Linked DNA regions of Homo sapiens: regions 1, 2 and 3 are each linked to region 4. Evidence: chromatin contacts called from ENCODE Hi-C or POLR2A ChIA-PET data. All regions are on one chromosome and are shown on one strand. Each heading gives the region's core, a stretch centred on a gene start or an enhancer-like site at or near the end of the contact. The rest is flanking DNA. Distances are from core to core; before and after follow the strand shown.

Evidence for each region. Hi-C counts contacts between places; a loop is a spot of excess contacts on that map. ChIA-PET counts read pairs that join two places held with the same protein, here RNA polymerase II (POLR2A). Pooled maps may share reads with other maps.
Region 1: a map of gastrocnemius medialis shows a loop between it and region 4 (2.8-fold over the local background). The contact joins two enhancer-like sites. A Hi-C loop is called at or near these places in 4 of 168 maps with a recorded cell type or tissue (GM12878, Right ventricle myocardium inferior, gastrocnemius medialis and 1 more), 6 of 37 single-sample maps with no recorded cell type and 9 of 50 pooled maps.
Region 2: a loop to region 4 is called in a pooled map, with 2.3 times the contacts of the local background. The contact joins two enhancer-like sites. A Hi-C loop is called at or near these places in 3 of 50 pooled maps. POLR2A ChIA-PET finds 5 or more read pairs at or near these places in 3 of 52 experiments (WTC11 and activated T-cell).
Region 3: a pooled map shows a loop between it and region 4 (2.5-fold over the local background). The contact joins two enhancer-like sites. A Hi-C loop is called at or near these places in 2 of 50 pooled maps. POLR2A ChIA-PET finds 5 or more read pairs at or near these places in 2 of 52 experiments (Caco-2 and PC-9).

The regions. Positions count from the first base shown.
Region 1 is chr2:109,507,768-109,514,229 of GRCh38, reverse strand. It overlaps a transcript of RANBP2 not described here. Among named protein-coding and RNA genes, the nearest start is that of SEPTIN10, 100 kb to the left of the region's middle. RefSeq lists an enhancer at 131-380. Within about 2 kb of position 2,955, at least 2 of the 41 ENCODE cell types and tissues checked have a DNase peak (open chromatin) inside an H3K27ac peak, as active enhancers do; they include gastrocnemius medialis, where a contact is called at or near this core.
Region 2 is chr2:109,239,895-109,247,276 of GRCh38, reverse strand. All of the region lies in intron 1 of SH3RF3 (SH3 domain containing ring finger 3), which reads right to left. It also overlaps a transcript of RANBP2 not described here. Among named protein-coding and RNA genes, the nearest start is that of MIR4266, 70 kb to the left of the region's middle. Within about 2 kb of position 4,841, at least 21 of the 41 ENCODE cell types and tissues checked have a DNase peak (open chromatin) inside an H3K27ac peak, as active enhancers do.
Region 3 is chr2:109,184,045-109,191,120 of GRCh38, reverse strand. The region is part of intron 1 of SH3RF3 (SH3 domain containing ring finger 3); the gene reads right to left. It also overlaps a transcript of RANBP2 not described here. Among named protein-coding and RNA genes, the nearest start is that of MIR4265, 46 kb to the right of the region's middle. Within about 2 kb of position 5,125, at least 16 of the 41 ENCODE cell types and tissues checked have a DNase peak (open chromatin) inside an H3K27ac peak, as active enhancers do.
Region 4 is chr2:109,379,335-109,386,299 of GRCh38, reverse strand. All of the region lies in intron 3 of SH3RF3 (SH3 domain containing ring finger 3), which reads right to left. It also overlaps a transcript of RANBP2 not described here. Among named protein-coding and RNA genes, the nearest start is that of MIR4266, 69 kb to the right of the region's middle. Within about 2 kb of position 3,147, at least 8 of the 41 ENCODE cell types and tissues checked have a DNase peak (open chromatin) inside an H3K27ac peak, as active enhancers do; they include gastrocnemius medialis, where a contact is called at or near this core.

The DNA of each region.
Region 1 (6,462 bases), core at 1,706-4,205, 130 kb before region 4:
CAGTCCAGCACATGGGAGTTTCCAGGGCGTTACATAAGCTCAGAATCTGGCCCGGCTAGCTTGATGCTGAGTTTAAGTTTCAACCAAACCTCAGAGCTGCAAGAGCACTTGATGGAGCAACATAAACCAGGCTTACTGCCTTTCTAAGGACCGTGGGAACATGCCCACATTAAGGCCCTTCTCCGTTCTAGCTTTGAGTGGTGAGGAGAACTCTGACATGGAGCCGCAGACTCACTGGGGACCAGAAGGCCCCCAGGCCCAGGAGGCTGCCTGGGCTCCACCCGGCTGCTTGCTCTTCTAGGATTTGCTCATCGGCCACCATCACGGTGGTCCCCCTGGGGTAGCTGAAGTGCTTTGTTGGATGCTGAAGTTAGAATGTGGCTGTGGGTGAGGGCTTGGTTTGCTGGTGATACCCAATCCCCTACACCCCTGGCCACATCCTCTGTAGCCACAGGCTGGCTCTGGGGAGGTGAGGCAGCACAGACTACAGCCTCCATGGGCACCCACCTCCCTCCTTCCCTTGTGGCACTCCTCCTGCAAAGCCTCATCTACGCAGGTGTCCTAGAACTGGGAGAAGGGTGTGTGTGCAAATGTGCAAGTGATGTGTGCGCATGTGCATATAGTGTGTGGACGTGTGTTTGTGCATGCACGTGGCTTGTGTGGTGTGTGCATGCAGTGTGTGTGTATGTGCATATAATGTGTGCATGTGGGTATGGTGTGTGTACATGTGGTGTGTGTACATGTGGTGTGTGTACATGTGGAGTGTCTATATGTGCACGTGTGTGATGTGTGTGGTGTGCATATAGTGTGTATGCATGTGGAGTATGTGCATGCATGTGTACATGTGTGAAGTGTGTGCATACGGGAGGTGTGTGCATGCATGTGTACATGTGTGAGGTGTGTGCATGTGGAGTATATGCATGCATGTGTACATGTGTGGGGTGTGTGCATGTGGGATGTGTGTGCATGCACATGAGGTGTGTGTGGTGTGTCAGGTGTGAATCCATGGGGCCTGGGTGCTGAGACAGGTCTACTGTGCAGGTGCTTTCTTTTGGGAAGAAATTCCAGGGCACGGGAGTGGAAGGTCGGGGCATTGTGCCAGGGAAGGAGCTGGGGTGGCATGGCATGGGGTGCCTCAGAACTGCCCCAGGAAGGGCAGCACATCCGTCCGCTGGCTCCTTCGGGCCTTGCACCTTCAGCTCTGTGCAGGGGAAAGTATTGTGTGGGCTCTTGCAGGTTTCCCTCCCTTAGGTGACTGAGAAGCCACCCAGGACAGAAAGAGGCTGCCAGGCCACCCACGTGCAAGATGGTTGCCATGGCAATGGCCAAAGTCATGGTGGACCTGAAGAACTGGAGGTGAATAGCAGGCGGCTGCTCCCTTGCTGGCCCAGGAGGGGGTGAGGAGGGGTCAGGGTCAGAGTCATGTGAGGGGTCTTAGGTCTTGGGGCACCCAGGGTGGAGGCTCTGGGAGAGACAGGAGCACCTGGGAGGGGGAAAGTCAAAGATGCTACCTGAGGGCTCTCCAGGGTGCCCAGCCTGCCCGGCTTCTCTTTCTTGCTCAGCCTCTGTGGCTGACTTGCCTCCCACGAGGCCCAGCAAGCCGGGTCTAGTCAAGAATGTCCCAGAAAAACCTGGAGTGTAGATAGAGAGACACACAGTGAAGACCAGGAGACCAGGAGGCAGATGCAGTAGACCAGGGAGGGTAGCGAGGGGACTTGTGATGTTAAAATCCCTGGGTGCCCAGCGCGGTACAGAGTGGACCCCCAGGCAGCCTGGGACCATCCCTGGGCATACCTGGAGCTTGACTCAGGAGGGGGCAGGAGGGTGGCGGAGGCCACAGTGAGAGGTGAAATCAGCTGCAGCACATCAGGTGGTTTGCTGGGCATCAGAAGAAGGAGGAAGGACACACTGAGGGCACCCTGGGAGCAGCAGGGATGCAGGGCAGGGAGGGCCGGGACACATGGGGCCCACACGTCAGTCACCAAGGCATGCATGCAGCAAAGGACAGTGGGGCCAGGGCCCAGCAGGAGGAGGGCCAGGGTCCCAGGCCAGAGCCAGGAAGAGAGTTTCCAGCAGGCCGAGGAGGGCGGACAAGCCCCCTAAAAGTGTTTGGATGTTGAGACAGATATCACAGCCCCCACTAGAGTTGTAGAGAAAGCTTATTATCACACATGATGGGACTCCTGTGTGCCCTGGAGATGGGTCTGGCACTCAGCTCAACTCCCACTTGGGAGTCCCAGAGTCCTCTGGGCAGCAACACCATCTAGGGCAATTCTGCAGTACGTGTGCATCGGCACCTGCTGTGGGCAGCACCACACTGGGTGCCAGGAGGCACACATGGGCCACCCCCACCTCGGCCTCCTGGGTGTGCTCTCCCAGGATGCAGGACCTCACCTCTCTCTCTGTCCACCCCCCATTCCTTATTTGGGGGCATGGGGCAGCAGCCATGAAAATGCAGGGAGGGTGTGGACAAGGACTTGTGGAGCAATTCCATAGAAAAGACTTACAGTAGATGGCCAGCCCTGGCCCTGGTCTCACGTTGGGTCACAAAGCCAGCTGGAGGCAGAAGCAGGGCTAGAACCTGCCCCTGACCCCAGGGCTTGTGCCCCTCCCTATTCCTCCCTGCAGGCTCCCACCTTCTGCAGGTGATCTGAGCCTTGCCACAACAGTGGTTGGCCTTAGCTGATTGCCATGTGGTCCAGGCACCTTCAGGTGGGCAGGTTCTCCCAGCCTGACTGCAAGGACACCACCCCTAAGGCCACCAATTGCCAGCCTGTAGGCCTGACCAGAGGCACACTGGATTGCGGGAGAACTTTTTGTTCTTTTTGATCAAAGAGTATGTTGTCACCAGATGGGGGCATGTGGTATACTGGGCCACCTGGTGCTGTCATCAGAGGCCACAGAGGACAGCTGAGAACTTGTTGTGGCTGTGGGACCTCATTCTCCAGTCCCGAGTCAGGCTTCAGGGAGCACTGTCACAGCAAGTCAGACAGGGACAAGTGTCAATGGCCCTGACATCAGCCAGGCCTCCCGAGGCCAAGAACAGGCTGAGGAGTTAGGAGTGCGGCCTTTGGAGCCAGACTGCCAGTGCTTGAATCCTAGGTGCCGCACCTCTTTGCCCCTTCCTGAGGCGAGTTGGTTAACTGCTCTCTGCCTCAGTTTCCCCATCTGTGAAATTGCATGGTCATAATTCCTACTTCATAAGCCTGATGTGAGGACAAAAACGAGGCAATGGATGTAGAGTGCTAAGCATGGGGCGGGCGCAGAGGGTGGGCTTAGTACATGCTTAACACGCACTTGCCATCTTCAGCACCCACGAGGAGGCCAGGGGCTCCTGGAAGGGCCCACTCCCCATAGCTCCGGCCACCCGTCCCACCTTTGCTCTCTGCCGCTTCCCCTGCAGGAAAGCCTCTCTTGCTTTTGTTGCAGTCACCCAGCATGGGCCCCACTCTGCTCACCCTGGCTTTAGCTGGAGGAGGCCAGCTCCTGGTCAGACGGGGCCCTTCCCCAGCCCAGGCTGGGCAGGGAGGAGGGGTCACCCCATGGCACACACAAGTGGCTGTTTTGTTGGGAAGGGGCTGTGGGTGCTCAGAGCCCCTGGTCCCGGCTAGGAACAGAAATGAAGCCCTGGACCCCATCAGCCCTCTGGGCTGCAGAGGGTGAGGATGGAACCGGGGTTCCTTCAGTCTGGTAGTCACTGCACAAATGTGAGAAGAGCTACCTCGGGGTTTCCCTCTAGGACATGTGGAAGGCTTCCCCTCGGCCTCCACATCGGACTGACTTGTCAAAGGACCCTCGGGGCTGTCTGCTCCCCCACATGCCCTCACCGCCCCCTTGGCAGAGACGCCTTGCCCTTTGCCCAGCATCTGCTGTGCCAGCTTCCCACATTCATACGAGCCATTCCCTGTGCCACCAACAGAGGGAGCTCCCGACACAGTTTGCATCTAAACACCCCTTGAGAGCCCAGGAAACACTGCCTCCTGCTTCTGGCCTGGAAGGCTCAGAGACCTACCCCTGGCCATTCTCACCTCAGCCCTCTCCTCCACACCTGCTCTGGGCTCCCTCAGTTTCTTGATCCTGCCAAGCTCTCCCCAGCCTCGGGTTGGGGTGTGCACACACACCGTTCCCGCCAACCGAACATTCTTTCCCCTCTTCCTGCCTTGTGAATTTCTAAACAAGACTACAGTGTGGAGGTCCAGATAAGACCCGGACACCCTCTAAGTGGCCCTCCATGCCCCTCACCTCTCCAACTAGATAAGAGTTTCCTGCGATCCCTTAGTACTTTGCCCTATAGTATTTGCCCGGTAGCTATCGCCTAGTTATTTTGATTAATTTAACTTTTGACTTCATTATGACCTGGTCTCCATGAGCACAGGCACATGGGCTGAATTATGTTCCCCGAAAATTCATATGTTGAAGTCCTAGCCCCCAGTGCCTCAGCGTGTGTCTCTGCTTGGAGATTAAATTAAAATGAGTCCATTGGTGGGCCTAATCTGGCCTGACTGGTGTCCTTGTGAGAAGGGTGAGGGTGCAGGGGGTGGAGGATGAGAAATTGCTTAAAGGGGACATGTCATGTATGTTATTCGGGTGATGGATACACTAAAACTCCTGACTTGACCACTATGGCATGTAACAAAATTGCACCCCATAAATTTACACAAATTCATTTTAAAAAGAAGAGGAACACTGGATACAGACGCACAGAGATGAATCCGGGCAAGACGACCCGCCACAGCTGCTTGACAGAGTGAGGAGACGGCGGTGTGCAAGCCGAGGAGAGAGGTCTCAGAGGAAACCAACCCTGCTGCAACTTCAACCTTGGACTTCCAGCCTCCAGCACTTTGAGAGAATATATTTCTGTTGTTTCAGCCACGCAGTGCATGGTATTTTGATATGGCAGCCTAAGTGACTGATACAGGCACGTGGGTTTGCACACTTCTTTCCATAGCACCAAACACCGCATAATCTGACAGGCGGCTGGGCCCCACCAGGCAGACCTCCAGGAAGGCCTGAATACATGAGGTGGGTCCTCTTGCCTGGATTCATCTCCGTGACCCTGGTGCTGGGCCCAGAGCAGAAGTAGCTGTTGAATGAATGAGTAGAGTGGGAAGGGGTGGAGAGAAGATGCCCAGACCCAGGCAAGTCCTGTGTGACCCTGACGGATGGGCACTTCCTTCCATTTCTCCCGGCAGGAATGGGTAAGCTGGTTGTGAGCTCCTTGACTCATGTGCTGGTGTTGTGTATTCTTGCCAAGAACGTCCAGAGGAAGCGCTCTGGGACCCATCATGGAGTGGACTGCATCCCCCCGTCCCGGGCTTGTAGCGCCTTTGCTCCTCAGGCACAGACTGCCGAGTCCATGACTACCCACACGGCTTGCCTTCCTCTCCAGATGTGAACTCTGGCTGGGGTGGGCAGCTGTGTCTCTCCTTTCATGCCTTATCTGGGGTGCCCTGTCTGAGCACTTACATTCATCTGTGACTGCTCACTGATCTGATAAGTGAGTGGGTGAAGCCAGGCCATCGAGGGGTGTGGTGAGTGGGTGTCCCATGTGACACTTCCTGGCTGTCTCCAGGCTTTCATCTGCTTCCATTTTTTTTTTTTGGAACATTACAGAACGTTACTTTTTCCAAATAAAGAGTTCTTTCTTCACATTTGTAATGATGTCCACGTCTGTTGACGTTTCCTCTGGGACTTCTTTTAGATCCAGTTTTTATATCTCATTTTCCTAAATATGGTATGGTGGCCCTCGGAAGACGCGTGCTTTTGCACAGTGCCATGGGGTTCCAGGGCAATGTCCTGGAGGAGCGGCCCTGGGGAGTGTGCGTCTGCAGTTTTTGTCTGCCCGGTCATGAGCTCCTTTTGTTTTTGCCAATAGCTCTACGTGTATCTTCTCACCCCCACTCTCAATCCATGAAGTCTGGGCAGGGCTGACACCTCAGGCGCTATCAATCAGTATATACATGTCCCCTGTCCAAAATGGCTGAGTCAGGGAGGGCAGCACGGGCCCAAACGGAGCCAGTGAGAGTCAATGCCAGGGTTTTGGCTGGGCCCATGGAGAAGGAGCAGGCCTATTTTTGCAGGGATGGGGAAGGTGTCAGATGGCACCCTGAACCTGCTGGTCCTCATTGTGCTGTAAGATGGGGAAATCTGCTGAGGAAGGAGCCACGTGGAGGGCAGCAGAGCCCAGCAATACCCACAAACGTCATGTGAGCACCTGGACCCAGCTATGCCTGAAGCAAACTCATCTACACCAGCGTTTCTTAGTGAACCCACCACTCTTGGCATTTGGGACAGGACAGGCTTTGCCCACGTGGGACGATTGTACACATTGCAAGATATCCCACATCCCTAGGTCCAGCAGAATGCCAAGTGTCCTCATGGAACACCAGCCCCATCATTTGCACACGTCTGATTGTCTGCCCTCAGCTTTTCAGTTGAGTCAAGAAGTCCTCTTTTGACTTA
Region 2 (7,382 bases), core at 3,592-6,091, 140 kb after region 4:
TCACCGATTCCAGGACATTAAGGACTCACTGCAGCACATAATCTGTGGGCATCTGTGTGGGGTGTGACTTCATTCTGTTCTCCCTTATCTCATAGCTTCCTTGTCCTCTGCAAACCCAAACTCCATGTTTCATGTCTCTGGATAATATCCATACACCCATGGGATTACAATTCCCCAAACAGGGGAAAATGAAAAATTAAAATGGTTTTAGAGTTGAATGTAGTTGTGACTACAGGAAAGATGTCACATCATCTCAAAAAGTGAGGGTCCGACCAGAAAGAGACTAACCAGCATCCTCCACCATGAGTCCTCCTCATGCTCTGGGAACGCCTCCTCAAGGCTGAGCTGCAGCATTGGCCTGGAGCCCTGAGTCAGAGGGGTCCTAGCATCAAACCTGTGCCACCGAATGGAAGGAAGACACCCCCAGCATCGCTGTCACAACAGAAGCACGTGGATGAGCTAGGGCATCCGACTGCAGTTCAACTCAGAGCAAGCGAGGCTCTCCAGGCTCAGGTATCATCTCCACCCCGGCATCCCCACTGCCTCCCAGTCCATCTGAGCAGAGACATCCAGCCTTAGGACGAGCCAGGGCAATTCCACCAGGCACGTTAAGTCCACAGGTCAAATAAGACACGTGCAGGGAGATACACTGGCTGTGTGTGGAAAGGAAGGCTGGAGGGTACTACAGTGGTGAAACATCTACACTCTCCAGCCATCCTGTTAGGCATGATATTCCTTGGAGTATGCAATGGACTGAATGTATGTGTCATCCTAAAAGTCATATGTTAAATCCTAACCTCCAAGGTAATGCTATTAGGAGCTGAGGCCTTTGGGGAGGTGACCGGATCGTGAGGGTGGAGCCCTCATGAATGGGATTAGTGTCTTACTAAAGAGGCCTCGGAGAGTTGCCTTGCCCCCTCTACCATGGGAGGACACAGTGAGAAGGCACCGTCTGTGAACCTGGAGGCCAGTCTTTACCAGACATCGAATCTGCCAGTGCCTTGATCTTGGACGACCAGCGTCTAGAACTGTGGGAAATAAATTGCTGCCGCTTTTAAACCACTGCGTTTACGGTATTTTGTTACAGCAGCTTGAAAAGCCTAAGGCAGCCTCTGTCAACCTCACAACCACCCTGCAAAGCAGGTATCCTCCCACTTCACAAATGAAGAAACAGAAGCTAAGTAACTTGCCCAATGTTATCACAGTCCTAGGTGTAAAATTGAAGTATGAATCCAGGTGTCTTGATTTCAAAAATCCATGCTCTTTTTTTGTTTCACCACACTGGTTTTTTGTGAATAAGCCAGCTTAGAGACTTTCATTATAGCAGTAATTTTTTTTTGTTCCCTCAAAGGATTTCCTGAGACCAGTAAATGATGCCCGGGATTGTGTTAAGTACTCTAGATTTCAAGTGTTAAGTACTCTAGATTCAATCTCTCATGATGGATTTACAAACTCCATAAAGATCTGAGGGTCCCCCTGAGGCAACTTTAACCAGAAAATCTGAAGGTCCAGGAATTATAGCAAAAATGATGACTTAGAATGAATTTCCTGAATTTGTTAAGATATTTATTGTGGCCAATTTCAGAGAGAAATCTTAACAAATATGGTCTCAGTTCAAGGGATAAGAAGCAAATATGAAAACTCGTAAAGTTATTTTATATATAGACTTAAATTTGTCTCCTCAAAGCCCAAGTTCCTATAATAACATGTCAGGCTAGAGGTGCAGTTTGTCCAATAAAAATAAAAACTTAATTTACTTTTTATTTCTAGTTGACTCTTAGAAAGGAAAATAATCAACTCACATAGGAAGCACTAATGTGCAAATTATTTTGCCAGACTCTGAGGGTCTGAATATCCAGACAAAAACCACAAAGAAACAAAAATTACATGAAAGCACCAAGAGGGAATTCCAGTTACAGCAGAGGTTGACACTGTCCCCAAGTTGGGGACAGAGGGAATGACCACAGGCATGGGCCTCACCTTGACCATGGCAGCAGACAGCTCTACTCCTGTCTCTGTGGTCTGAAAACCTCAGAGCAGCCAGTAAGATGACCCTAGAGAGACAGGAGCTATACATTCACCAGGAGCACAGAAGCCACATGGCAAGAACCCAAGTGGGCTCCAGCAGGGGAGCTTCCCGTGAGATGGTGGAGGGGCTCTCATTCTATCTGCTGAGAACTGGGCACACTCTGCTCAGCAATGGGTCCCTCAGCACAAGGCTGCCCAGACAACAGGACTAAACACTTAAAGGGGACGCCATCCAACAACAAAGACAGCAAGAACTGTACTCACAGTTCTCCATAGAGATACTGGCACCTGATCAAGTCTCAAACCCAAGGGCAAGCTCAGGGCCAGCCAACTTTGTCTTGCTTCTAACTTGTGTCCACACCCTGCAGAATATGACGATGGCACAGGCTGCAGTGGGAAAGGTGTGTAAAACCTCCCCTGTTCTCAGGCCACCCCTCCAAGGCCAGCAGCAGGAGGGGCACCTGCCCTGGGCCACAGGCTGCCTCAAGGGCCCGGGCATTGAGGTTCTGAGTGACTTTGACTCCTGTCTCTAGAGGCTGTGATTCTCAGTGCTGCAGATAATACCATCTCCATATTTCCTCCCTGTGTTTGCCTAACAGAAACTCCGATATCTTCTCCTGCTAACTGGCATTCTTGGGTTTTCCTCATCCTGCCAGCTTATTCCTATAGCAACTATTAGGTGGAACAGCTCTCATCTTAAAAACAGTTCCAAACAGCTTAGGGCCCTATAAATTTAATTTTCAATCTCACATTTGGCATTTGTTTGGGGGTAGTTCCAACACATCAGGAAGACAGAATTGCATTCATGGGCAAAAATCAGTACTGATGGTTTTGCCTAAAGACTGAATATAGTATTTACTTTCATAATACCACCTGAGGTTTATATATTAGGACAATTCTGCTCTGTGTCACTTTTCTCACCTGCTCCTAGATGCAAAATGTGCACATTTGCCTGAAGAAGCTGTTGCATAATGCTTTGTTGTACCTCCTGTGTGCTTCTTAAATGTTTTATGCCCCCGTCATGTTTTATCTCCAGCTCGGATTAGAATCCATTGTTTTGCAGTCCATAAATAGTACATCCTTCAAACAGTACAAAAAAAATAGCTACAGAGGATTTGCTGAATTGTAAGTTCAAGGAAAACTATTCTTTCTATCAGGATTCTAGGCAATCTAGGACCAACAGAGAAAATACCCTCGCTACAATTACCCATCTCACTGTTTAATGATCACTGCTGATGGCAAAAACTTCACCTATGAGCACATGAGCTGGGCAGGGCAAACAGAACCACCAAGTGCCCATGGCTGCATGTCGGTGGCATGAGCTCTTCTGGTGTCTAAGCCTCTCTCACTCACTACTCACTCATCTATTTACTCACTCAAGATCTTTCTAAAGCAAACCAGATCACGTATTGTCCTGATTACAGCCTTTCAATGGCTTCCCAACGCACAGAGAACATGTCCCAAACTCCTTTCCTGGATTGCAAAACCACTCGGGCCACCCCGAGGTTCTCTGAAAACACCATGCTCAATCTCTCCTTAGTCTCCCTGTACCAGGCGATTGTCCCCGACCTTTGCCTCCCTGGCCCCTTCTCACCACTCATATCTTCAGCTCTCAGTTTAGACACCATCTCTTTAAAAATGTTCCCCAGCCACCAAATATAAAAGTCATTCTCTGTCATTCTCCATTATAGGTTCCCATGGTGTTAATTACCTGTATGTCACCTGCCCCATCTGACTTTTTTCATGAGCATTTCCTGTTCATTGGCCTCCCTGGCTGGAATGCACACGAGGAGAATACGAAAATCCCTTCCTCATTTGCCACCACACACTTGATGCAAGAAGAAAGGACAGGCACTCCAGCATGTGCCCCGGGAATATCTGGTAAGGGGTGAACAGAAGGAGACTAAGCACATGGAATCTCAGGGCTGCAAAAGCACACGGGAGTCTCAGGATCCATGCGGTGTACGGCTGACGCCGGCTCTGGCCCAGGACTGGCAGTTGCTGATGGGTCCCTCTACTGAGGCAGGGGATCTGCAGACCTCTCAGCTACTGCTCAGACCTCAAGAAGCTTTCCTCAGCCCTTACAAGACACCTGCACAAGGCAATAGCCTGCTCCCAATTGTCTGCCTGAAAGACAACACCTCCCATCTCATCTGCTGCTGACGCTACAGGAATATGAACAGCCGATTTCATTGTTCTCACAAATCACGACACTCTAAATTCAATTTCCTTAATAGTCTCAAACACTCAGAATAACAGAACCATGAGTCACGGAAGTCCGACTCAGCCTCACACAGAGGACAAGAGTCCTTTGGCTGCAATTCCTGATTTCCTAATGCTGTTCTGTGAGGTTTTTGGATGCCTGTTCCCTTTGTGAGAATAGATAATCTGAAGCAGAAGAAAAAGGCCCTATTGCTCTATTTGGGCCACAGAGTGAGGGTCCCCATCCTCTCCAAACTTGCCACACCCCAGCCTGAGGACGTCACTGGGGAAAGAAGATCAAGGCCCAGCTGTGGACTCCAAACCTCTGAGCCCAGACCAGGGCTCACGAAATGTGTCCTGACTGTCTGGCCAAGCAGCCATTGGATTAATTTTACTGGAGTTTTCACAAGGTAGGCACAGCCCAGTAAGGAAAAGTCAAAGCAGGAGGTCTCTTTGGGCTAGGCCGGCCTGGGGCACGGTGGTCAGTGCAGACACAGGCTTCCCACTTGGCCTTGTTGCCATTCACTCCCGCTTCTCCAGTGGCCAATCAGTGCCTGTGTCACTGGGGCGGCTCAGCAGGAAGGCCTGGCCCCATTCTGAGCCCCAAGGCCCAGGACTCTAGGCACGGGCTGCTCTATGGGTGTGACCATCTGCAACGAGGCACGACACAGACAGGAGACAAGGTCCTCAGTGTAGCAGCCAGCAGACTCAGCTGGGAGCTTCTAGACTCCCAGGCCTGGCTTCCACCCAATTGGTGACATTAAAACTGCTAGGGGGAACCCATGCCTCAGGACTACAAAGCTCCCCAGATGGTGCCAAGGTGCTACCAAAGTTGAGAACAGCAGGAAAAGGGGCCACCTAAGCTAGGACACCAACACAGACAAGAGGGGAAGTGATTCCTCAGGGAGCCCACCATGACCAGGGAAAACAGGAGGCGAACAGAGGAGCCACCCTGTGTGGCAGGCTACCTATGACACCCCCGTCTACACCAGAGCCAGCCACTTGCAGGACGAAGGACTGGGAAAGGGAATCCTCTTTCCCAGTCTGATCACTCACAGGTGTCAGGCCAAGAAAACCACCATGAAAGCAGCACTCTGGGGAACATCGTGTCTCAGGTCCAAGCAGAGGTGGTGGGCCCCTGTAGTCCCAGCTACTCGGGAGGCTGAGGCAGGAGAATGGCGTGAACCCGGGAGGCGGAGCTTGCAGTGAGCCGAGATCGCACCACTGCACTCTAGCCTGGGGGACAGAGCAAGACTCCATCTCAAAAAAAAAAAAAAATTATTCAAGACACTAGGGAAACACGCAGGGTGGGAACAGAAAACTGGCAGATACAGAAGCCAGAGAAGAGGGACTGCAGGGACTGGGGGAGAGAACTGCCGAACCCTCACCATGGCGAGGCGGGGAGACAGAGAGTCCCAGGGGCCCTCCCAGCAGAGCTGACCGAACCAAGCCAAACCTCAATGCCTGAGGCCAAGTGGGAGGGAAGAAGGTTGTGTGGGAGGGAGGACGGATGGTTATAAATCTGATTTTCTGCCAACAAAATGTAATACGAGCTTATGTAGGAAATTTCAAAAGATATAAAGAAAAAAAAAGGACATTCCTAAAGTATTTCTTCCAGCCATTTTTTCCCCCAATGCATCTATACCCATATGGCCCTAGAAAAGGGGAGAGGGTCCCACAGCAAGATGAATTTTGTATACTTTTTTTCCACTTCAAATGCTCCAATATCCGTCCATCTTTTATAATGGCCATTACTACAAATGAATTTGTCTTTTCTGTTGTTGTTGTTATATTCTTAGGCTGGAATTGTTAGGTCAAGAGACAAACAAACTGCTTTTTCAGAGAGTTTTTGTTTTGAGGTATGTAAGTACAAACTTATTTCGCTCTCTTCTTGTCATCATTGACTGTCGACTAATTTGTATTAACTTACTAGACAATGAAGCTTCTCATTCTCAGAGCTTACTACTAAGGCCACTTATTTTAAACATATATTTTTAGTAATTATTCTTCTGATGCTCTATAGAGTTCTTTTTGGCCAAAAGGGAGGCATGGAGTTTTTGGGGAGATGTGGACTTGTTTGGATGTGGATTATAAGGAGGTGAGGGAGAAAGAAGATGGAACATGAGAAAAGAAGCGGGGAGCAAGACAGAGAGACAGAGAGAGAGAGATGGAATCAAGTTCCCAAGGGCAGGGGTGGGGGTGGGGGTGTCAGGAGTCCAGTAGGAAGAAGTAACCTTAGAAGAGAAGAGAAACCCCTCAGGGTCTAGAGAGGAGAAGGACGACAGGAGGAAATAGGAAGAAGCTCAGAAGGAAACAGAAGGGTGCTCAGAGGTGGGAGGGAGGGAAGATGAAGGCATTCTCACCTAATGGCCTCTCTGGTTCGTGTGAAATAATCCGTCAGTGGCAGGGGATATTAGAGAAGCTGAAGGTTTGAAACTGCAGCAATGAAAAACCTATTTATCCACAAGTCAAAGTGCCACACCAGGGGACTCTGCTACTGATAGGGACCATCAAGCCCAACCCTGACTCTGGTTTTAGTTTTTGTTGTTTGTATTTTGTTTGTTTGTTTTTTTGTTTGTCGCCCAGGCTGGAGTGCAGAGGTGCGATCTTGGCTCACTGCAAGCTCCGCCTCCCAGGTTTAAGCAATTTTCCTGCCTCAGCCTCCCAAGTAGCTGGGATTACAGGCATGAGCCACCACACCTGACTAATTTTTTTGTATTTTTAGTAAAGATGAGGTTTCAACCATGTTGGACTCCCGACCTCAAGTGATCTGCCCTCCTGGGCCTCCCAAAGTGCTGAAATTATAGGCGTGAGCCACCATGCCTGGCTTCAACCCTGATTTTGCATGTGAGAAAACTGAGGCCCAGAGGTGATAAATGGGTGATCCATGGTTCCACAAGAAGAGAGGGCAGTGCCAAGTCTAGAATCCCCAGGTGTGGTTCACCCACTATGCAATACAACAGCCTTCACTCACATAAGAAAACAGAGAAGGGTCTGGGCCAGAGCCCCGGCCACCACTACAGACAAGTGACTCATCTATCATGAGCCAGCAAGCATTCCACAGAGGATACCCAGCTGCAAGCCCCACTACAACTAGAGCACATTTTGCTATCAGTCACCTCCGCCTGGCTGCCAGTGATTGAGTGACTCCT
Region 3 (7,076 bases), core at 3,876-6,375, 200 kb after region 4:
GATCTCTCTCCAATCACTTGATATGCTGTCTACAGCTACTTTCCGAATACAACAGAGGAGGTTAGACTCTTTGTGGCCCAAGAAGCCTGAAATATTTACTCTCTGGCCCTTTACAGAAACAATGTGCTAACTCCTCGCCTGACGCAACTATTAAAATGAATTAGAATTATCTCCCCCATAAAAATATTGGCATCTAGTAGGCAAAGTATCACAATACTCTTCATATTTTCTGATTAGGTAGAGCACAGTGCTTTACATACAGTAAGTGCTTAACCAGATGTTTTCTGAATTGAACACTCCTTAAAAATGATTAATTTGAGCCTGGGTCTATGCAACACCTATGAGTGATCCCATTCTATGGGTGTGAGTCATGTGACTGGGAAAAGAAGGGAGACACCCAACACCTAGCAAATTTTTTTGAAGACCATCAGCAGGTGATTTTAAATGCACATAGACTGTAGAAATGAAACAATAAGAAAGATTTTCACCAAGTCGCTGCAATATAATTAGTTGCAATGGGAGTGTGGTAATTTACCCATCTTCATTAACAATCTGTTCACTCAGGTGTTATACAATTCCACAGGAAACACAATCAACATTTTGGAAGATTACAACCCATCGGAAACAATCTATAAAAATAGGATGTCGACCAGGCGCAGTGGCTCACGCCTATAACCCCAGCACTTTGGGTGGCCGAGGCGGGTGGATCGCCTGAGGTCAGGAATTTGAGACCAGCCTGGCCAACATGGCGAAACCCCATCTCTACTACAAGTACAAAAATTAGCCAGGCGTGGTGGCAGATGCCTGTAATCCCAGCTACTCAGGAGGTTGAGGCAGAAGAATCACTTGAACCCGCGAGGCGGAGGTTGCAGTGGGCCAAGATCACGCCACTGCACTCCAGCCTGGGCAATAAGAGTGAGACTCCGTCTCAAAAAAAAAAAAATAGGATGTCAAGGTGATTGTAATAGAGGGAAAGATTCTTATCACAGTGTTTGTTAATATTCACCTACACAGAATCATCCCATATGATCACGGGAAAAGTTTAAAGCAACGACAATTACAACATCAAAGAGCACTTGGAAGTTTCCTCTCCTTTTTAGTTCTGTAGACTTCTTCCATGATAAACCACGAGCAGATCTGTTAGAGAAACACCAGGGGAACATTCCACACAGAGTTTGCATCCAACCTCATGGAGGCATCCATTAGGCAATCAAGTGCAGAAAGTATGATCGCTCCAACCTTATGCCAACCACTGGATGTGCTTAAACCATGATCTCTGGCCACTGTCGGCTTGAGAACTCTGACCAGTGTTGAGAAGTGGGTCTCACTGTTGGGGAACTTGTAAAAGATCTGCTTGAAGCTCCAGACAGTGCAGATAATGATGCAAACCTAAAAGCTATTTTTAATGGGCTTTTACATTCAACTTTGATTATTACACAATACATTAAATTGATAGGGGGTAAATTTTTAAAACAGAGAATATGGACTCACTTTGGGAGGCCAAGGAGGGAAGATCATGAGGTCAGGAGTTCAAAACCAGCCTTTCCAATATAGTGAAACCCCGCTTCTACTAAAAATACAAAAATTAGCTGGGCGTGGTGGTGTGTGCCTGTAATCCCAGCTACTCGGGAGGTTGAGGCAAAAGAATTGCTTGAACCCAGGAGGCAGAGGTTGCAGTGAGCCGAGATAGCGCTATTGCACTCCAGCCTGGGCGACAGAGACTCCGTCTCAAAAAAAAGAAAAAAAAAAAAAAGTCAAACGACTGAACACGTAAGTTCCTCTCCTGTCTGCCTGGTAGATGGTGGGGGGTGTCAGGTGGAGCCTGACAATCAGAATGCCAAGGCCAGGTAACTCCAGATCAAGCTTGGCCAGACCTCACGCCACCTCCTTCTGAACACACCAGAGCCTCCTCTATCTCGGGGGTATCAGAAGCAGCATTTTCCATCCCCGAAGAAACACAACACTGTCAGCGAGGTCACAGCCTGGGGAAGCCTCTGCTAGCAAGGCAGTGGAGGCATCTCTCTCAGAGAGTGGCTTCAGGGGGAGTGAGTGGGTTTCCACTGGAGGGACTCCTATGGGAGGGTGGAAGGGGCTGGTGAAGACAGAGGCTGCCTGCTTCCCTCAGAAGCAGCTTCCATTTCACAAGATGAAAAGAGTACTTCACAAACATTTTCAGGTTTTTTTTTTAATTAAACAAAGAAAAAGTTGTGAGACTAAATGCCAGCTGCTACACAATGCCCCGGCAAAGCGAACACGTTCCCCCTGGCAACTGCACAGAGAGAAGCACCCTAGAAAGTAGGAACAGTTTTTAATCTGTTCATGGATGTCAATAAATAACCAAAGTGTAACGCTTGGCTTCTGCGATGGTGTCTCTCAGAGTCTCAAAGCACACACTGACGGCAAGCACCACGTGGTGGGAGGTGGTCTTGCAAAGTCAGGAGCAAACCCAAGCGCTTTGCATTCCAGCCCTCGGCATGCAGCCCAGGTGGATGACTGCACCCTCACCATAGGCAAACTGCTGCCGGAGAGGGGACGGGACCCCTGCCCCTCCATAGGGATGCAGTCACAATGACGGGGGATGCCGCTTCTCTGAACGTGGTCTCTTTCATCCAGACCAAGAGCCAAACCCAGGGACAACACAAACCCCAGGGGGAAACAATGCGCATGCTTCATCCACACCTGTTGTGTGGATGGCTGGGCCCATGGGGTCCCAGACCCCGCTGAGCAGCAGCCTCCCATGCAACCCTGGAGGTGGTGATCACTGTGAGGAAGACAGGACCAAGAGACCACGCTCCAGGCCAGACAGCTTCCATTTTCTGTGTCCCAGATCCCACAGAAAGACTGGCACAGTTGTCTGCTGGGGTGGCGGTGGAGTTTTCAGAGGCACCCCTGCTACATGGCAAAGCTGCAGCAGGAAAGCCCTTCGGGCCCAGGGAGCAAGGTCTGGTTCTTGGGAAGTCAATACACTGCTGTAAGTCATATTTTGTTTCCCATGCTCATTAGATGTCCGAGAGCACCGCACAGAGCACACATCTGCAGTTCGGGACCACTCACTACGCTCACGGGGTGGGCTGCAAGCCGGTGCAGACTCCACCCAAGCAGGTGAGATGGAGCAGAGGCAACCCCCGCTGTGCCCCCCTTCCTTACAATCCCTACCGCCCTCCAAAGACGGGCTGCTCTGAGGGGTTCCTGAGAGTCCTGACAGGCACAACACAGGCAGGCTTAACACCCACGGTGACGGCGGCAGGAAGAGAGCACCCAGTCCGTGCTGATAAGCTGAGAATGGGGTCCTGGTCACAATGGCAGAGGATGGTGTCAGAGGGAAGTCGGAAGCAAGCCCACCTGTGTGCCTGTGTGTGGACATACAGACATATATACACAGTCATGCACCACTTAACAAGGAGAATATATTCTGAAAAATGAGTCCTTGGGTGACATCATTGTGTGAACATCAGAGTGTACATGCATAACTCCAGATGGCATAGCCTAAGACATACCTAGGCTATGTGGCACAGCCTATGCTCCTAGCCTATAAAGCTGTGCAGCATGGACTGTACTAGACACCTTAGGAGCTGGAACACAATGGTAAATGTTTGTATCTAAACACAAGGAAGGTACAGTAAAGATATAATCTTATCACACAGTATATGCAATTGTCAACAACAGCAACGTCTTCATGCAGTACATGACTGTATTTACGTGTGTGCGGCCTTAAGCACCATCTTAGCTTTTTCTAAATAATACCTTTAAAAAAAAAAAGTCTGTGGTTGTCTTTTGCACTCTGGAGAAAAGAGCTTTCCTAATTCAGACTAAACAGAAAAGACTAAACAGGTCACATCAGATCGAAGAGTTTTTTAAATTGTGCAATTATAGGAATTTCAAGTAGATTTTAAAACTCAACCTAAGATAACAAGTAAACCGATGCCTTTGGGAATACTTTCTTGTAATGACGACGAAGTGGTCAGCACCGTGGGGACAGAGTCCTGTGTCCCTCACCCTGTGGCTCTGGAGCCAGCAAAGAGTGTGGTCATGATGCTAGCAAAATATGCTTAAATGATCCGTGACAGGTGGGGCCAGCACCTATGGGGTGGGGTGCCAGGGCTAGGCCCAGCTCCGCCTCTGGGAGACGAGCAAACTTCTAGGGGCACAGGTTGGGGAGGCAGCATCATGGCTTCTACACTTCCAATTAGTTCTAGCACGCTTTTTTGCTATAAACTGGGTGAATATATGGACCCACAGAATCACACATTTACTGAAAATGAAACTGAACTCTGACCCCATAGCTGGGGAGGTGAGGCTGGTGCTGGGGTTGTAGGTGGAACCTAAGGCAGTGATATTCACTGGAGCCTCTGCATTCCCACATGCTGCCCAGTCCTCAGAGTACCCCAAGAAAAATGGTTACCTCAAAGCTGTGTGTGTGGCTCCTTTGAGAAAAGCTAGTAAGATGCATTTCCCGCAGGGTCTTCCTAGGGGGCTCCATCCCAACCCAAAACCCCATTCCAACAGGAGCTGTTTTTTAATAAACTGGGGGCAGGAGGTTATTTGTTTGCTTTACTGGTTGCTGGAAATGTCAAAAACAGAATTGACTTTCTAAATCAAGGTCTGGGTAACTGGCCCTACATGCTTTCATTTTACACACACCTTGAACTCCCACGGGTGGTCCAGCACGGCGGTGAAGTGTTTGCACTCTAAAGCCTCACTCCCCAGGTTCGTATCGAGGCTCCGCCTCTTAATGCTATGTGACCTCACACAAGATACTCAACTTCTCCGTGCCTCAGCATTTTCATCTGCAGGATGGGGATAATGGCAGTACCTGCCACTAGGGCTGCAGTCAGGATTACATGAATTCATCTGGGCAAATGCAAAGGAAAGCATCTCGTACACGGGAAGCACTCCAGTTCACTTCGTCTTCTTTTCAGTGAGGCAAAAACAGAAATCTCAGTAATGACATTTTCAAATGCTGGGAAAATTATTAAAAGGAGCATTTCAAGGACACAGAGACAGGGCCTGCCCTCTCCTGAAGTTAAAATCACCCTGGGAATGTACAACACAAGTCAAGACACTGGGTTAAATACAAAACAGGATCCCAGTGACTAAGGGAATAAAAACGGCCCAGAGAATGGTATGAAATGTGCTCGTGACAGCCAAGGCCAGGCCTCTGCTGGCCAAGCACGGGGCACAGGGCACAGGGCCAGCCGTCCCAGGAGCTGGGGGAGGATGCATCCACACCACCCGACTTGGCCCCTTTGACAGGCACAAGAATGCCCCTAATTACAAGACACTGTCGCCTCATTTCTCCTACAGTGCCACAGAAGATTAATAACTGAAGTATTAGTGTGCCAAGTTAATTTGAAATCACAATATAAAATCCTGGATGAGTTTTGTCTGTCTAAAGTCTCCCACTTCCTTTCCAGAAATCGTCTTTTCCACCAAGAGCCATGTGCCTAGTGAACTAAGGTGAACCAGGAGTGTCTGAGGGCTGTCCTGTCCAGGGACTTGGCTCCGGCTTCTCTGCCAACCCCAAAGGCAGGAAAACCAACGCCTGGCCAAAGAGACAGAGACTCCACCCCCAGCATTCTGTGAAATCCTTTGATGCCCTGTGATGTCTGCACCTTTCAACATGCTCTGTGACTCAAGTAAATGTGATGTCCTGAGTTTATTTTGTTAAATTAACTTGCCTCTTCGGATCAAGGATTTAAAGTAAGAATTTTTCTTTAGGTTCCCTGTGATAAAAAGCACAGCTGTCTTCACTCTTCTCTGATGCTCTAACAATCCAATCTTTTATTGTTTAAAAAAATATGCAAACACACTGAGCTCCTCTTACATGGGATTTTATTCACATCGATTAGGAAAGATGCCTTACCTGATAACATGTCCCTGTCAAATTATTCTTCCACTTGATAAATATACGGAAAAATAACCACCCTTTAAATCCCAATGGGAGAGAAATTCTAACAATCAGGAAAATATCTCAGATGCAATCCAAACTGTCTACAAATGAATATATTCCACTCTAATCACATTTTACTATCTCCACGGTGTAACAGCCCCAACAAAGGGAATCGAAATACACAAACAGATAATAAGCAGGTTCCATATTTTAATCAGGTAGGTGGTGCTACAATATGGGTATATTCACAGACACCTACAATTCTTTTCATATTTTTCAGGTGGAAATAAATGGAAAATGTATATATTTTCTTACATTCTTGGTTGTTTGATGAGGCCTTTTTCGCTGAGGGACCAGCTTCAATGACAAACTGTCTTTGCTCAGTTTTCTGGACAACCACGTAACTGCCTCATTGGGCTTGGCAAATACTTTCTTGTATGTGGCACAACTCCCTGAACTCTGCAAACCCAACCAGAAAGTTCTGGCAGAATAGGAGGCTGCACATTCACAGGAGGCACTTGGAGAGGCTGCTTCCTGGTGGCAGGGGGAAGCAGGCAGCCCAGTGTGGGCTGGGACCTCTGGTGGGACCAGCTCACTCTCTGGGAAGCCCATGGAGGCACAGGAGCACCCCAGCACTGGATGGGGGAAGCCAACAACCTGGATCAGAGGGGCTCAAAGCTAAGCAACAGCTCAGCCTCCCAGCCCAGCTCTATCCGCACAGGACTCTGAGCAGTGAGCAGACCCACGGCTGGGACAGACAGGGGACCAGAGCTCCCCCAGGGCCCCGCCACAGCAATAGCAAAGACCACATCTGACATATCTGCTTTCATCACCTGAAAAGCTGCCTTTCTGCATTTCATCCTGCTAGGAAACTCCTGGCCTTTGTGCGATAAACGTCTTATTTTTATGAACAAGGATATGAACTTGGTCATTTGAAGTAAGGGAGAAGGAACAGAGTTGAACACTGCTTTGACCAGTCACCTATCCAAGAAGCTCCCAGAACTCCCAAGGGAGTGTAGAAATTCAGACCACCTGGGAGGAGATATGGATTTACCCAAGCATCACAGGGCCAGCCAAGGCAACTGGGGCAGTGCCTTGAAGCACATGCAGGAGACTACGAAGCACATGGAACCACCACATGGGCTCAACACCCCACGTTCACAGAGAGATCGTGATACCCTGGACA
Region 4 (6,965 bases), core at 1,898-4,397:
CATGCTCCATATGCGTCTCTAACGGATAGGGAGATCCACAGGGGCTAGGCCATCCTCAGGGACTGGGGAGAAGGCCGGAAGCCTGGGTCACTTCCTCCTTCCCTCCCCAGCTCTGTTGAAAGGAGCAATTCCAGGCAAGGCGGTCAGCTTTGCAGCCTTGACCCTCTCTTTCAAGGTCTATGCACGTTCCTTAGCTTCCAGATCCAATCTACATTCTTTTGAGATTTTTCAATCCTAAAGCTAGCACTTCCATTCCAGCTCATCCCTCAGCTGGATCCAAGAACAGGGTATGAAGAATTGCTACAACTAAAACCCCAACTTAACCCAAAGGGACATATTTAAAAACAGGTGAACAGATGCACTGTGTTGCAAATTTACCAATAAGAAATATGAAGAAGAGCAGAGTTTCAACCAAACGTCCATCTCTTTTTAAATACAAAAGGCTTTATGGACGTGTAAATTTGACCTCCTGGGTTTATTTTTTTTGTTTCTGGTGCCAGGTCCTACCTCAGTCCAGTGGCTGCAGGATAAGTCTGCAGCCATAACACAGTCCACCCTGGCAGGGCTGGCTGGGACACAAAGGCTTAGGCTTGGCCAACCCCTTGAGGTCTGAGAGCTTGTGTGGGGTGCTCCCTGCCTCTGATGCTCAAGCAGCTGACCTCAGGCTCTGCCTGCAATACACTGGTTGTCCCTTTCCCAAAAGCGCTGATTATTTCAAACAGGCTCCTTTGCCCTGGACAGTTCAAGGAAACTCATTCTCTAAGTGATTGTTTCCTTCACATCGAATGAAACCTAAGACTATTCCAAATTGTATTTTCAAGAGGACTGGATATTCATATTGCAGCATCAAAAACAACACGCTGCTACTAAAATGCATTTTTGCAACAGGACATGGGGGCTTCTTCCTGCTCTCTGCAGAGTGACATGGGAGGTGACTCAGGGGACACTGGGGTTGTGCAGGGCCCCCAAACTACAATTAAGTTAACAATCATTTCTAACACATACTTCTCCCTTTGTGCGCTGTTTTGTGCACTTCACTATGTCTCCAATTTAATCCTCCTAAGAACCCTTGGAGGTGGGTAAGGTTATTACTCCCATTACACAGATGAGGAAACTGAGGCACAGGGAGTGACAGAGAGAGCCAGAGCTTCTGCTCGACTGTCTGATGCCAACGTGGGCAGGGGTCTGGCCTGTCAGAGGGACAGAGGAAGGGACAGATGAAGGGACAGAGGAAGGCCAGCATGCCGGGACAACGATCAGGGCCAGGCATGCAGGGAGGGTGTGAGGCTGGGTGGACCCACAGGGTAGACTGCAGTGAGGAGTCTAGATTTATTCTAAGAGCAATGGGCCCCACTGGTGGCTTTAAGCAATAGTGAAGTAAATGGTTCCTGGTTCCATGGCTGTGTGAGAATGAACTGTGGGGGAAGTGGGACCCTCAGAAGCCACATGGGAACCATCGGGTTGGAGTTACCCTGAGGCCTTCTGCCCACATCCCCAGGGGCCCAAGACCCTGTGGGTTCCCTATGACCAGAGCTCGAAACTTTTAGTCTAGAAGGCTCCCTCCACATGCATTTTACACTATCAAAGTTCACCTCAGCAAAGCGGGGGTGGGCTTAGGAATGACAAGGACGTGGTCAGGAGGAGTCTATGGACACAGGCACAAGGTCGCGGGCACTCGGCAGAGAAGGGGCCTGGAAGAGAGACCCCAGACCCAAATGCAGAGCAGATGCCAATGTCCTCAGAGTGACCTGCGGGAACCCCTGAAGCCCTTTTCCCACTGCCCCTCTGACCCCAACCCCTCTCCTCCCACCTGCCTGCTTGGTCACCCTGGCTTAGAGTCCCTCGGCCAGCTCAGGCCACCCCTGGACCTGCTCCCTCCCTGCCCCTCCCCGAAGGCCGCTTTCCCTGCCAAGTCCCGAGCGCTGACAGGAAAACTGCAGTTCCCTCCTCCCAGGTCCTTCCTCCTCTCCTGGTGTTACTTTCTCCACGGAGAGTAGAATCCCCTCCAGACTTGCTTTTCTTCGCTGTTGTGTCCTCCCTGGCAGATGTGGTCTCCAGGGTTCTCCTCTGCTTCATTCAGGCTGCATCCCCGGGGCCTGGCCCGCAGCCGGCGCTTAAGGACTGGATGAACGTGGGACCCCAGGCGGCCTGGAAGGAACTGTGGGGAGGGCACTGCCCTGCCCAGCAGTGGGATGTGCTCTCTCCACCAAAGGCTAAGCCACCAACAGAAACCTAAGGGTGGGAGGAGCAAGTGGTCCTCTGATGGAAGCAGAGATGGAAAGGATGGGCTGCCTTCATTTGTGAGGGGCCAGCCCTGAAGGAACTGTTTGTGGCAGCCAGGAAGCCTCTAGACTGTCATCAGAACCTTCTACCTAACAGACACTGGAGACTCAGCGGGGTGGTAGGGTGGAAGGGGCTGAGGGATGAGAAATTACTTAAAGGGTATAAGGACGGACTGATCACTGAAAACAGGACGTCTGGAAAATGCGGCTGATGTCCCAAGAGCTTCAAACTAAGACTCTTAATTGCTCTCACTTTCAAGGATTTGGGAGGCGTTTATAAAAGCAACAGAGAGTAGCTCTGAGCTCCTCTGCGGGGGTTGAGCAGCAACGAAATGAAGCTGGAATCAGTGCTGTTTCTCATTCTGCATCACAGGTGGAATTCAGGTGGTTACAGAAAGTACCCCACAGGGCACACACACGGTTTGGGCATTTCCCGGACCCGAATCTTAAACGTGCCTCAGCCCGCAGAAGCCTGCACCCTATCCATTGGAAACAGAAAGTATTAACAGAAGGTACCATGGAGGAGAAGCATGAAGACAAGAGAAGAATGATTCCAACTGGCCCAGAGTGTCAACCTTGGTCATAATCCATTGCCAAGTCTTAGAACTAAGGGTGAGGCAGCAACAGCAACCGAGACCTGTAGGATAGATCTCCCTGCAAAGATGGGCTGCTCTGGAATAAAGATGTTTGGGGTCCCCCATGACCCCCCAGTGACTCCACATGGGTGTGCTTGGTTCCAGCTGAAAAATCAGACATGGTTTCTTCTGTACCAAACATAGCCCTGGACCTCAGCCAAGAAGTGCTGCTGTCATCCTACAGGCACCCAGTGCCAAATCTCTCCACAGCTAAGTATGCTTTCACTTCCATGCCTGAAAAGCTGCAAGCACTCACAAGGTCTGCCTGGGGACAAGTGCCTCGGAGCCAGGGCCCGCCCTCAGGGCTGCATGGAATCTGACACCGGTTTCCTCCAAACTTCTTTAAATGTGGATGGTACTTCCTAAGGCCGATCTCCAGGTTCAGACACACTCTCAAGTCCTGAGTGTTGTGATTGGAACACTCAGGAAAGAAGTGAGCATGGGCCTGGAAGAGCGTGGTCCACACATTAATCCATAGAATGAGATGGTGGGAGGAGAAGCTGCAGGTCAGATTGGGGCAGGGTTCATAATCCAACAGCCAAATGTCTCTGCACTAGGAATCCTGAAAGCAGAGAACATTGGGGGTGCTAACTTCAAATTCTGGCATGGAACTGCTCATCAGCTGCGGGCCCTGGATGGGGCTTGGCTGCATCTCTCGCCAGGAGAATGGAGCCTTCCTCTTCCCCTAAGGCTGTTCTGAAGATTCAGTGGCAGACGGATGTTAGAATGCACCAGAAGGATTTGAAGATGTGACAGGGCTCGGTGTTCCAAAGGAAGGTCCTGGAGACGACTGGGGTGCTCTGTGTGGGGTGACAGAGGGGCTGTTTTAAGATTGCTGAGGCCTGGGGACACAGCTGCAAGACGGAAGGGCATGTGCTAAGTGTGGAGAGTTCATGCAGATGAGGACTGAGGAAAGGCCAACCACGTCGGGGGTCAGGAGGTGGGCTGCTGAGGGAGGTGGGTGGCCAGTGGGCTGGGCGCAGGTGGGCCTGGTGCAGGCAGCCTCAGCCCCAGGCTGAGTCAGCCCCACTGCAGCAGACTCTCCCCTGGGCTGGGCCTGCAGCTTTCCCAATGACTTGTGTTATCTGAGACCAAAACAGATGTCCCTTCAGCAACTAAGACAGACCCTATGGTTAAGGAAACAAAGTTACCTATGTGCTGGCATGGTAACTTCCTAAATTCCTGGGCTACAAAGAAAGCCACACTCTTGCTAAACTCCCTAACAATAGGTGCTATCAGACCCCTCTGATTTATAACCCAGACCACTGCAACTCTGATGGGACAGAGGACAGCCCTTACAAACACCCCTTTCTCATAAGCAACTGCAGACCTCAAGCCAGTTTCAGCAACTTATGGAGGCTGTGCACAGGCTGTCTTTGTGTCCTATAGTTCACCTGTTGATGGAAAGAGCCAAATTCCACCTCATTTTAATGCTGAAACCCCACCCTAAAGTGACATGAGATGTGTGTTACGTACATGTTTGCCCATTGCACATGCACTCAGCTCCCCTTATAAACATGCACAGCTTTCCCCCAAACCTGCTAAACATGTCTGATTCTACTATGTAACACAGACCCTGCGAGCCATAAAATCCAACTGCCCTTCCCCTTCTGCGAAGCGAGAGCACCTTCGTTCCATGTCAGAGACTATCTATTCCTGGCTTGCAAACTGATGTCACCAGTAAAGCTGTCCTTTCTACTATTTAGCCATCCTGGGGGCCTTCTGACAACACTCAAATGCTCACTGAAGTTTGCGAGCCACAGCCTAACTTACTCAAGCAGGAAAGGTAGAAGTGAAAGGGAAGACAAGAACATGGAAGCCCGGGGGACTGGAAGCTGAGTCAGGGCACCGTGATGGCCACGCTGAAGGGAGGGCAGGTGGACGTGGATGGCCCAAGATGCCCTGCGGAGGGTAGGTGTGAGAACTCTGTCTCCGTAGGATTGGGTGGGTGTGCGTGCTGAGACCAGCAGGGCCCAGAGAGGAGCTAAAGTTAGGTGTAAAAGTAACCCCGCCATTGACCTGCTCAGTGGAAAGTGCACTGTCCATATGAGTGACAGGAGAAGCAGAAAAACAGCTGGAGCCTAGGGGAGAAGCAGTCTGGACACAAGATTGGAGCTCAGTTACTTCCACCGGCTGCAGGCCAGACGCTCCAGCAGCCTGCTCCAGGGCCACCTGGGTGTTCAGCTGCCCCTAGGCTGACACACTTCCAGTCCTGAGTAGTCTCTTCAGGAGATGACTCACTTAAGCCTTCCATCGTCGCATCCAGACCAGGACAAGGCTCTGCACTCAGCAAGTGGTAGACCACTTGGTAGACCCGTGGAGGAAGCCCTCTTCCTGACACACAATTTCACAACTACTGCTTAAAGCCAACACAGGTAGTCCATTTTAGTTACCAAAACAGTCGGCAATCAGCAACGACTCCTGCTGGTCTACATGCATGCAGCTTCTTTCTGGCAAGGCTGAGTGCACTGGTGCTGAGGACCAGTGCGTGCCCTGCTGGGGCCTCCAAAGGCCCTGAATTAGTGTCTGGCTCTCCAGCATCGAGGTCTTGGGAGGAATCTAAAAAGTTTGATGTCTGCCTATGCAGGTGGTGGGGGGCACCTGGTGGGCAGGGATTGCCTGGCTAAGGTGGGCAGGGTGAGATCAAACCTCAGGAACTATGGCACAAGGCTCCATGTGCCCCTTCGCCAGGCCCTGACAACATTTAAGGTGGGCTGTGGCCCCAGTGATGACTGAGCCACTCAGGCTGCGGTCAGGGCTACTCACTGTCCCCACAGAAGCTCCCAGGGAGGCTGGCAGCGAGGACAAGGGGCTTCACAAAAACTTACTAAGCTGTCTTGCCACAGATATACAAGAACTGCTGCAAGCTTCCCAGCTTAGACCCATTTAGAGATGGTCAGTGGGGCATTCCCCATGCTTGATGAGCTCTGTAAAACACTGAACCACAACCCAATAACATTGCACAGGTGCACAGGGTAGCTAGCACCTGGGCCCCACCCTGTGCCAGGACCCAGAAGGGAAGCAACTGTGAGTTACAGGTCTGGCCTCAAAGGGGCTTAGGGAGACAAAACAATCACAGCAACAAGACTCCCAGCAGCAATGGAATGTAAGATATTCTATTATAAGATGTTAATTTCACGAAGACCTCAAAAAGACTTAAGAAGAGAGAAATCAGGGCGAGCCGGTACCTAGGCACCTACCTATTTTTGCTGGAGACAAACAAACCCAAACTACAATGAACACCCATGTATGTGTGGATCACGCCTTGGCAGTCAGATCCCGGCAAGAAAATGTACAGACCCCAACCATGAATGCGACTGGAGTCTCCCTCTTATGTAGTCTTGTCTCATTTCTTTACACTCATTTATTTCTTTATGTCGTTAATCCAATTGAAAGGTAAGGGAAACAGTGGGTTACTGGTGAAGGCAAGACCACTGCTTATTCTCCCTGATAGGTCTAAGAATTTGCCTCCTGGACCACTCTGTTCAGACATAGACACAACATCACACTCCAGGAGACACGCCATTGGGTGCTTCCTGGTCCCTGCCTTCTGGTCCTCGCTTCTGGCTTTCCTGCCCAGTGTTCTTGGCAATGACCGGGCTTCACCTGCAGGAGGGCTTTACAAAGTGTTCCTGGAGGCACAGTCCACACTGACACAGAAATGCAAGCAGGATTGGCATCCACACTAAGGCTGGGGGATCCCTTCCACAGGCTGTCGCTGCGGCAGGAGCTTGTAAAAACAGAGGATGACGAAAAGCAAGAAAAATAAAATGAAACTTCAAACAAAACTGCATCTTCCCCAGCGTTCCCTGGCAGACATCCCTGAGTATTTTTCCTTCATACTTTCACATCCCTTCTGATGTGGCATCATCAGGGTGTCCTGACTCTTAGAAGCAGCGGCCACATCTGTCAGCAGAAGTGTAGGGAACACCAGCAGTGAAACAAACATGCGAGGGGCTCGCCTGGAGAGTGGGACCACGGGACGGGCTTTGGCGTTTGGTTGTAACCCATCTCCATGGTAAACCATGACTTTAAAGGCGTTTTCCAG